Regions from separate parts of the Homo sapiens genome. Here region 2 is linked to region 1. A link is a loop called in an ENCODE intact Hi-C map of the cell type or tissue named here. Cell type or tissue: chondrocyte. All regions are shown on one strand. Links, peaks and the distances in the headings refer to the core of each region. The heading gives the core; the rest is flanking DNA.

Region 1 (5,358 bases), core at 281-5,280:
TGCAAAGGAAAGAGGCAGCAGCTCAGTGCCAGCAGCTCGTCCATATCACTCTCAATCACTCCATTTTACCAATTACGGAAACAAGCTCAGAGAGGTGCAGTGACTTGCCCGTGGTCATACAGCACTGCAACTTCTAGGACGTAGAATGCAATGACCCTTGAAGTGCCTTTGAACCCAGAGATGTAGGTTCTAACATCATTATTCAGTGCAAGCAATTTATACCAAAGTATGCTCCAGTCCTCCTTTGGAAAAGGCAGCCTGTGTCCAGAGCCAGCTTGAGGTGACTACACAGGGTGAGCCAGCTTTCCAAGCCTCGCCATCATCTTGCTCAGATGGAGGTAATGATCTCCATCCTGCTTCCCCAAAATGCCATGAAGCTGAAAGACTTGGAAAACTTCAGTCAGCAAATATGGGTCAGTGATTTCACACTGAAAAGTTGGGGTTTCGAGCACGACTGTCTAAGGGTTCCTCACTTGCTCTGGGTCTGCATCCCACACCCTGGAAAAGCTTCCTACCATTCTACAAAGTGGGGTCACTGTCTTGACACCCTAAATTCTCAAAGGTCAGCATAGCGGTGGTTTTGGAGACCATCTTTTCTTCTGTTTTGCTTGTCAGCAGAAGTGAGACCAAATGCCTTGCTCACAGGAAGTGCTGGTGGGGCCCGGGGCCCAGCTCTGTAATTCAGGCAGACATGGATTCCAGCTCTCCTTTTGCCAGATGTTTCCTATACATCTGTGCTGTCCCAGGCCCTGGGAGTATACTGCTGTACCAGAGAGAACCCCGACTCCAGCCCCTCCAGCCCTGGCTTTTTACCCAGAGTAAAAGCAATGATTCAATGAGGACTCCCCTGATTTCAAATGGCGTCAGTGGCCACCCCGCCCTCACATGGCTCACGGGTCTAGTGGGGGAGACATAGACTTTGCATTATGATAATAAGCACTACAAAGGGAAGGAAAGTGCACGGTGCCAAGAAGGGGTCGGAAGAGGGCCAGCCCTAGTTTAGGGGGAGGTCAGGACAGGGTGTGCTGACGAGTTTGTCTGAACTGAGATCCGAAAGCTCTGCCAGGAAAGCCACCAATGCAATCGACTTGCAATTCACAAGTTGCCTGCTCAACACCAGCCGGTGTGCATGCCCGGATCTGGACTAGGACATGGCTTCCAGTCAGCTTTTGCTGCCGGCAGTGATGAAGAAAGGCAGCGGTTCCCTCTGCTGGTTCCTTCTGCACTGTTCAGTTGTCATAAGTCCCCAGGGATTGTATTCCTCTGGGGGAAGCAGGGCAGGGCAGGCTCCAGAGGGCCAGTGAGGCGAGCAGTTGTCTAACACCTTTCTTGGAATGAAATGAAATTTACTTTTATCAAAAAATGTTAAACTGGGCCAGGCGTGGTGGCTCACGTCTGTAATCCCAGCACTTTGGGAGGCCGAGGCGGGCGGATCACCTGAGGTCAGGAGTTCAAGACCCAGTCTGGCCAACATGATGAAACCCTGTCTCTACTAAAAATACAAAAATTAGCTGGGTGTGGTGGTGCGCCCCTGTAGTCCCAGCTACTCGGGAGGCTGAGGCGGGAGAATCGCTTGAACCCGGGAGGCGGAGGTTGCAGTGAGCCGAGATCGCACCACTGTACTCCAGCCTGGGCAACATCCTCCGTCTCAAAACAAAAAATCAAAACAAAACGTTAAACTGATTCAGTGAGGACTCTCCTGATTTCAAATGGCATTAGCGCCCACCCCACCTGGCCTTGGAGCTGACGAGTTAACCACAGGAGGCCAGCCTCGGATAGGATGAAGACACTCTCCATCTGTCTCACTTGGCATCGTGGGCTCTGCCCTGCTCTGTCGGGAGGTCCCGTGCCCCAGGCTTCCACTTACCCAGCTTGATCTGCCGGTGGGAAGAGCTCTCCTGTTCAGTAATTCAATTGGAAGGGTCAGGCTCCTGGGTCCCTCACCTGGCTAGTCTGGTGGGGGCAGGGAGTGGAGGGACAGAGGGATGGGTGACGCATGCAGCCAGGGCTGGGGCACCTGGAGTCAAGGGGGCTGAGACTAGGAAGGGGACATTCTCCAATAGGAGATCAGGGGAGGAGGTAGGGATGCTGGGCAGGCGGAACCCACAGGGTCCCCATGCAACAGCCCCTGGGAAGTCACTGGCGGGACAGAAATCCAATGGGATTGAGCTCTTCTCAGCGGAGTCCTCCCTCGCTGCTGCTGGTCTGAATCCTGCCGTCTTTTGCCTGGACTAGCACAGTAGCTGCCACCTGGGCTCCACCTGGCAGTGTGAGGGGGCCCTGAAAACGAAGCTGGACCACATCACCCCACTACTGTGGCTCCTCTCTCACTCGGAGTCCAGCTGGGAGCTCTGCCCAGACCCCGGGCTCTGTGCCATCTGTCCCTACCGGTCTCTCGGACTCCCCCTACTGCCCACGTACAGCCAGCTCCAGCCTTCTGCTCCAACGATGCGGCTTGTTCTTGACCACCCTCCTTTAAAAAGAGGTCCTCCCTGTCCCCACCCACCCCTGGCTCTGATCTTGCTTTGTGGGTTCATCTTCTCCGCACCCATCACTCCTGGGCATTCTGATATGTGTTCGTGCCCCATTCCAATCCCAGCTCCAAGAGGGCAGACACTTGGTCAAACCTCTTTGCCTTTGTATTTAAAACGTGCCTGCCACAGAATGGGTGCATAATCAACATTCTGCTGAATGAAGACATCAATTCATGTCCCTCCCTGGGGATGTGGATGGAGATGAGTAGGTGGGCAGCCTGCTGGCCAGAAGCTGAGCTAGCATCTTATTTACTCGGGACGGGCACTCAGGAGATGGCAAAAGTGTCTTCCGCAGGTTGCTTAAACTTGCTGGACAGGCACTTCTTTGCTTCAGGCCTGTGTGGGGGAAGCAGCGTTGCCAAATCAAGCCAGTGATAGGGTGTCAAAAGGCCGGCAGTATGGGGCCCTGGGTGTGACTCTCTCTGCAGGGTGGGGGAATGCACAGGTGGGGCGGGGGGTGATTGGGAGTGGGAAGTGGGGTCAGAAGACGGGGGCTAGCTCCCTGCCCCATTCTTTCACTTACAAGGCCGGATCAGCTCTCCCTGGCTCCCAGCCCTCACTGTGGACTGTCCTTTCCCCTGGGGCCTGAGGGCAGGCTTCCCCAGCCACTGAGACTGCGAGATCGCTGCAGGCTTGCCCTGAGCAGCACTGTGATCTGTGTGTTGTGTATCCGTGTGTTTGCAAGGGAGGCTGCCACCTCCCGGAGCCTGGGTACCGGCGGGAAAGGAAGTCGCAGGGGAAACCATTCAGAGGCTTTCCAGGAACGAGGGAGAGACAGGAAGCCAAACTGAAAGGTGCCTGGCTGGCGCTGGGGCGGCTCTCCCCTCTCTCTGGGACACCCTTCCCCTTCCCCCTCAACCGGGTGGCTCTGGCCATCTGTTGGCCTCAGCGCAGAGGTCGGCTGGACAGCTGAGGCCAGATCTGCCTGCAGGGGCCTAGCTTCTTTCCTCCCCTCTTAGCTCTTGCCCTCAGCCTAGGCTGGGTCCGAAGGAGCCCTCAGAGCCGACGGGACTGGGGTCTGTGTGCCTCTGCCTCTCCCATCCCACGCTGGCCTGGCTGACCCAGGCAGGGCGTGCTGACCAGGCCTGAGCCATGGTTCCCCCCACAGAGATGCGCTGGCAGCTGAGCGAGCAGCTGCGCTGCCTGGAGCTGCAGGGCGAGCTGCGGCGGGAGTTGCTGCAGGAGCTGGCAGAGTTCATGCGGCGCCGCGCTGAGGTGGAGCTGGAATACTCCCGGGGCCTGGAAAAGCTGGCCGAGCGCTTCTCCAGCCGTGGAGGCCGCCTGGGGAGCAGCCGGGAGCACCAAAGCTTCCGGTAGGTGATGTGCTGGCAGGGGGGCCACGGCAGGGCCCAAGCTCCGCTCCCAGGTCTCAGTGCCCCTCTACCCCCAGGAAGGAGCCGTCCCTCCTGTCGCCCTTGCACTGCTGGGCGGTGCTGCTGCAGCACACGCGGCAGCAGAGCCGGGAGAGCGCGGCCCTGAGTGAGGTGCTGGCCGGGCCCCTGGCCCAGCGCCTGAGTCACATTGCAGAGGACGTGGGGCGCCTGGTCAAGAAGGTGAGGCTCTCATCCTGGGCCACGGGAAGTGTTCGAGGCTTTGGGATCAGGAGGCACTGTGGCTGGGAGGGCACTGGAGGCCAGGTGGGGAGCAGGCAGAGCGAACCTGTGTGCCCCCCCGATGGGGCTTGATCTGGGCAGAGCTTCCAGTGCCTGGCGGGGCCGCTCTGGGCAGTGCCGTGCTCACCCTTGCCTCTGCCTCTAGAGCAGGGATCTGGAGCAGCAGCTGCAGGATGAGCTCCTGGAGGTGGTCTCAGAGCTCCAGACGGTGAGGAAAGGGCTGGGGAGGGGCCTGCCCCAATGGTCCAGGGAGAAATGCCACTCACAGTGGGGGAGGAACACCGCCAGACCATCACATCACCCCAAGCCAGGCTCAGGGAGAAGCACGCACCTAGGGGCAAAGGCCTCTCTCCCTAGGCACAGGGCGTTAGGCTAAGTGCTCACATGGGATCGCCCAGCTCTGAGGTCCAAGTTCCAGAGGGGCAGGGGTAGAGGGCTGGGGGCTGGCCCAGCCGTGGCCTTCACCAGCACCACCTTGCTTTGGGTCTCCCTGCAGGCCAAGAAGACGTACCAGGCATATCACATGGAGAGCGTGAATGCCGAGGCCAAGCTCCGGGAGGCCGAGCGGCAGGAGGAGAAGCGGGCAGGCCGGAGTGTCCCCACCACCACCGCTGGTGCCACTGAGGCAGGGCCCCTCCGCAAGAGCTCCCTCAAGAAGGGAGGGAGGCTGGTGGAGAAGGTGGGCCTGGAGGGCACCTCAGACGCAGGCCTATGGGCCATGGGCCCTAACTAGGACCTGCTGTGCTGAGGGGGAAGTCAGGGCTGGGTGCAGGGGAGGGCAGGAGTGGCAGGACAGTGCCATCAGGTTCCAGGGATTCCATACGGAAGGCTCCCAGGGCCTGAGAGAGTGGGGAAAACAGTTGCCTGGCCCTGGACAGCCCCATGCAGCCTCTCCATGCTCCCAGCGGGGCCCCTGCAGCTCTGCTGTTCTGCCAGCCATTCCGTAAGGTTTCAGAGGGGGGCAAGAAGACACTTAGGGTGGGTGATGGGGTGACACGCACGGAGAAAGGGCCTTCGAGGTGAGCCCAGTACAGAGAGTGGGGAGGCTGGGAAATGCCTGGATGGAGCCGCCAGGCTGTGCGTGGCTGACAGTCATGGTCTCTGGGACTCTGGGAGCAGAGGAGGGAGTCGAGCATCTCAGGTGTTCTTAGGGGAAATGACAGAGTTTGGCTGTGTTGGGGGAAGGTCTCCCTGGCTGCTGTGGTTAGCGT
Region 2 (5,358 bases), core at 59-5,058, 90 kb after region 1:
CTCAAAACAGATCATGGACTCAAATGTAAAACACAAAACTATCGAATCCTAGAGGATAACATGGGAACATCAGGTGACACTGGGTTTGGTGATGACTTCTTTAGATACAAGGCCAACAGCACGACCCATGGAGAGAGAGAAAACAAAGCAGCAAACTCAGCTCATGGCCAAGTAAGGAAAGGGCAACCCGGTTACTCCAGGCCAAGGCTCCCAGGAGAAGGGAGCTGGACAGAGTTTCTGGGTCGTGGTCTGGCTTCAGCCTCCCTGACAGTCCCTTCTGGAAAAGCCAGTGGGCAAGGTCGTTAGAGACTCCTGGGAAACATGGGTCCCCACTCACACATCTGACACGGCTGGGCTGGGGACTGGGGATTGCACGCATCCAGTGGAAAAAATACAGTTGGCCTTCATATCCGTGGGTTTCACATCTGAGGATTCAACTGGCCATGGATGGAAAACACTTGAAAAATAAAAAATAGCAATACAACAATAAAGATAATACAAATTAAAAAACAAATCAGGCCGGGCACAGGGGCTCATGCCTGTAATCCCAGCACTTTGGGAGGCCGAGTTGGGCGGATCACGAGGTCAGGAGATCGAGACCATCCTGGCTAACACGGTGAAACCCTGTCTCTACTAAAAATACAAAAAATTAGCCGGGCATGGTGACAGGCACCTGTAGTCCCAGCTACTAGGGAGGCTGAGGTGGGAGAATGGTGTGAACCCGGGAGGCGGAGCTTGCAGTGAGCCGAGATCGCGCCACTGCACTCCAGCCTGGGCGACAGAGTGAGACTCCATCTCAAAAAAAAAAAAAAAAAAAAAAAAAAATCATTACACTATAACTGTTTATGTAACACTGACATTGCATCCGGTAATACAAGTAATCTAGAGAAGATTTAAAGCATTAGAGAGGATGAGCAAAGGTCCTATGCAAATAGTATGTCATTTTAGATCAGGGATTTGGGTGTCCATGGATTTTGGTATCCCCAGTAGGGGGAAGCCTGGAACCCATGCCCCGTGGACACCGAAGGACAACTGTAGTCAGAAGGGTGGGATCTTCTGTGTGTCCTGCTTCTAAGAGCACCATGGCCTTTTTGCAGCTCTCTATGGTGGGTCAGAGTGGAGCCCTTCTGTGGGGTGTCATGGCATCCTCAGTGGGTCCAAGCTCTGGGACGTGGAGGGAGAGCAGGGACCTACCTCATCAGCACAGAGTAAGATAGGACCCATCCAGATAGGAATCTGGGCCAGACTCACCTGGGTACCCATCTTCAGGTTAAAGAATGCTGGAGTGCCCCGGGGAGCATGGTGGTGCCGCCCTCACCCTGTCTCTATCTTGAGCGCAATCGCCCGCTCCAGCCTGACTGCTGTGCTGGGATGTCACTGCACTGTCCTCAAGCTGCACTGTCAAGCGCAGTAACTGCCCCATGATCAGCTGTCTCTCATGTCCTTCCTCCCGGACGCTCTCCCAGGGCTGTATATTTGTTAGGGTTTTCTGATTACAGGGAGAAGCTGACTCTAACTTTAGCAAGAAAATGGATTTATCTGGCATGATGCTGGGTAGATCACCAAACTGGTGGAATGTCTAATGGAGCGGGGTTTCGGACACACAGGCGAGACCGGTTCTTTTTTTGTTTTGTTGTTTTAGAGACTGAGTCTCACTCTGTGGCCCCGGCTGGAGTGCAGTGGTGCAACCACAGCTCCTTGTAACATTGAATTCCTGGGGCCAGCCATCCTCCCGCCTCAGCCTCCTGAGTAGCTGGGACTACAGGTGCGTGCCACCACGCCCGGCTAACTGAGACCTGTTTTGAGTGGGATCCAGAGCAAGAAAGGACCCTGCAGGAGGACTGGGCTGCGGGGCAAGCTGCTCTGCCACCAGCAGCGAGAGCCCGCCAACCTAACGGTGCTGGAGGGATCTGTCCATGGTAGGCCAGGATGCTGTGCGGAACCCTCAGGAAGCCTCAATGGAAGGATCCCAGCAGGGACCATAGAGGCTGTGGCAGGGCCACACCTTCGGTGGCAGAGCTACTCACTCACCACTGAAAAAAGCATAGCTGTGGCCATGCTACTGGGACCTAGGAGAGACTTACAGCCTGATCATGGGGCATCCAGGGCCTGTGTGACCCAAGCCACCCATTGTGAACTGAATATTGAGGTGGAGATGGCACATTGAGGCCCAGGCAGTCCAGACCCCCGGTCACCCGGCTCTTTCACACTGGTATGCCCCTTCAGCTCACACCTATGGCCTCATGGGAGGTGGTGATGGGGTGTCCCCATGACTGACTCAGACCCAGGTCCTCGACTGGTCATCTCATGTCACCACTAGGAAAAACACCTGCTGTCACACTGAGGCCCTTTGCAGGGTGGCCCTGAGAGACAGCAGTGAGGGGACATCCTCTAGGGGAGCAAGACACTAGGTTGTCTACTTTGTAGAGGGAGAAATGGCCTGAGATGAAGGTGTCCATGACCCCCGGGCAGTGGAAAATGGCTGGGCTGACTGGTCAGGGACCCGGGTGGAGGAAGATTGGAAGAAGAGACAGGTTTGGCGAAGAGGTACCTACGGGAGTGCTCAGGGAGAGTGTGGGGCCCCGTGCTCGTCTTCGCGCCCATGCCGCTGGGGAGCATGCAGTGTGGAGGGGGCGCGCCAGAAGCTAGCGAACAGAGGGGACCATCTGGTGGAGGTCAGCCAGCTTCTCCCCAGGATGCGATGGACCCACGATGCCAGTGGCCATGGTGGGAGGGCTGGAGGCTCTGTATAAGCCCAACGGCAAGGGCTTCCTCTTACCACGGCTCATCTAGACACTGCCGCTAGTGAATGTTCTTCCATCCACCAGCTGCAGAGACCGATGCTGAGCCCTCAATATGACGCCATTCCTCAAGACTAGCCAGCCATTGGGTGGCAGGTTGCAACCTGCACACCAGCCCTTGTCTCAAGTTCTGCTTTCTGGGAGAAGCCCTGGATAAGAAACTCGCCTCTCTTCTCCACATTCTGGGCAGGCCCGCCATTCTTGATTTCTCTTCTAACGAGGAGCCAGGGAGGAAAGGAAGGGCTCCGATTCAACAGCCCCGTGTGGCTGGGGGTTCCCTCACTTGCCCAAACCTGGAAATGAAGCATGTAGCAATTTCTCCAAGTGATCTCCTGCAGCCGGGGCAGCCTCTGGGAACGCAGACTTCCACCCGCTGCTGCTTTCCAGGCAAAGGCCTTCTCCCTCCAGGCTTGTCCAAGAAGACGGGGAGGTGGTGGGAGAGAAGAGGAAGAGATGGAAGGGCTGTGAAAGCGGGGACCGGGTGAGGGCTGGGGCTGAGGAACAGGTAGGCGGCGGGCCCAGGCTGGCCAGTGCTGTGTGCAGGCCCGGGTCCCAAGGCCTCCGAGGCCACTCTCCCCACGACCCACCCCCTCCCCACGCTTCGCTCATCCTTTTTTCTTTCTCTCTTTCTTTTCTTTCCTCCCTTTCTCTCTTTCTTTCTTGTTTTAAACAAAGGTGTCCGTTTCAAAGACAGCAGGGAATGGCTGAGTTGAAGGAGGGATGCAGTCATTTAAGGCGAAGCCCGAGGAAGGAGCAGAGGCGTGAGGGCTGCTGCGTCCAAGACCGGGGAGAGGGGCTGAAATCGCGGACTCTCTCTGGGGGACCCAGGAGACTGCTCCTCCTGGCAGGACCCCTCTCTCCCAGAGCGGCATCGCGCAGACAACGCGCCTGGTGCCCGCCCCTCAGGACCGGACGCCGGGTGTCGTGGGGTGCCTAGGACCCCCGCCCGCTTCCGTCGAGCGCCCGCCCCCGGCTTCCCGCGCCGGCTCCAGCGCCCCCGCCGCTCCCTCCCGCAGCCGGCCCCGCTCCCCTCCCCGCCCCTCCCGGCGCGCGTGCGCCCCGTGCCCGCGCCCCTCCCCCGCCGCCGTGGGCGCGCTCGCGTGCCCGTCGTCCCGGGCGGGAGCTGGAGACGGCCAGCGGCTGCTGGACGAAGAGCGGGCGCCGGGAGCTCCGAGAGCGCGGCCGGGCGAGGCGGGAGCGCGGGCGCTGGCCTGGCCGCGGGCGGGGGCCGCCGCCGCGCCGCTGCCCCCCTGTCGCGGGCCGGGCCGCGGCGCCGAGCGCGAGGGCCGGGCTCCCGGGGCTGGCGGCCATGGGCAGGAGCCGGAGGCGGCAGCGGCAGCGGCGGGCCCCGCGGGCGGGGAGGCGCGCGGCCCACGGCCCCTGACGGCCCCTGGCGGCCCGGCGCGCCCCCGCGCTCCCTGGGGGGCCGTAGCCTGGCAACGCCCGGCGCGCCCGCCCATCCCCCGCTGCCCTTTTTCTCCTGGCCGGGTGCGAGGGAGCATGCCCGCGCCTGGCCTCGGCCAGCGAAGAGTTAACCTGAGGGGCGAGCCGCTGCCCCCACCTCGGGGGCGTGCCCCCCTCCCCCGCTAGGCGGCCCGCCCCCCGCGCCAGGGTATGGCCCCTGGCCCCGGCCCGGGACCCGAGGTCCCGCGCCCGGGTCAGTGAAAGGCGTCTTCCCGTTCCCGCCCTCCGCCTCCTCTCGCCGGCCAGCAACATGGGATGTAATATGTGCGTGGTCCAGAAACCGGAGGAGCAGTACAAAGTGATGCTGCAGGTAGGGCCGCCGGCGCTGCGGCGGGGGCGCGGCCCTCCGCGGGGAGGAGCGGGCCAGTGGGGAGGCCCGGAGCGGCGGGCGTGGGAGAGCGGGAGGGCTCGAGGAGGACAAGGTAGGGAGCCGTCCGCACCCTCCCATCCTGGGGCTGTTGGGTGTTGGCGCTCCGTGGGAACCAGCCACGGGTGGGGTGGGAAGTTGGGGTTGGCCCGGGTGGGGCGCGCTTCCGTCCCGGGAGGCGCGGTGCGGCGGGCGCGGGATGGAGGTTGCATAGCAACGAGCGCAGTTCCCCGCACACGCTCTCCCCGCAGGACCCAGGGCGGGGGAGGGAGCCAGGCTCCCGCCGTGCGGGGGGCGCCGAATCTAGATCCCGGCGGGCCTGGAGCGTGGGAGTGCGTGGGCGTCCCCGGGCGCGGTCCAAGTCCGTCCGGGGGCTGGGTGCCCACCCCGACACCCACTCCCGCCTGGCCCTGCCCGAACGATGGGCTCCCGGGCCTTAGGCGTCTCGGGTGAGTGGGCGCCGCCGGGATCAGCGGGTTGGGCTCTCTGCGGGTGGCAGTGCCTGGCCGGGCTTTGCGGGGCGTGGACCAGCAGGGCCCCGCGGGGAGGGAAGGAGACGCGGGGCCCGGAGCTCGGACCTGGAGCCCAGCCCCGCGGCCCGGAACGGGGCTTCTTGCCTGTGCGTGGCGTGACTACGTGAGTGCGTTCCTGTGCCCCGTCTCTGTGTGCGCGGAGGCTCCCCCGGCCCCGCATTTGTGTACTTTCTGTGTGCACCCTGCAGACTGT

Evidence for each region. Peaks named below come from ENCODE experiments on the same cell type or tissue, not always from the same donor. Only the 100,000 strongest peaks of a DNase experiment are listed, where the experiment ranks them.
Region 2: it touches region 1 in a loop (2.7-fold over the local background); 2 of 110 quality-filtered maps call a loop at or near these places.

What each region holds. Positions count from the first base shown.
Region 1 is chrX:153,920,094-153,925,451 of GRCh38, reverse strand. It overlaps ARHGAP4 (Rho GTPase activating protein 4), which reads left to right. Exons shown (of 22, transcript NM_001666.5): 2 at 3,643-3,847; 3 at 3,925-4,087; 4 at 4,293-4,355; 5 at 4,644-4,826. Among named protein-coding and RNA genes, the nearest start is that of ARHGAP4, 3.5 kb to the left of the region's middle. RefSeq lists enhancers at 892-1,021, 1,528-2,028, 4,009-4,511. In chondrocyte, for the core only: CTCF peaks have their summits at 1,217 (motif pointing left) and 2,433 (motif pointing left); DNase peaks (open chromatin) are centred at 2,335, 3,811, 4,162, 4,718 and 1 weaker place.
Region 2 is chrX:153,829,456-153,834,813 of GRCh38, reverse strand. It overlaps PDZD4 (PDZ domain containing 4), which reads left to right and starts at 4,270. Exons shown (of 8, transcript NM_001303512.2): 1 at 4,270-4,575. The coding sequence starts at 4,516. RefSeq lists a silencer at 381-627. In chondrocyte, for the core only: no CTCF peak of the experiment used is centred there; no DNase peak of the experiment used is centred there.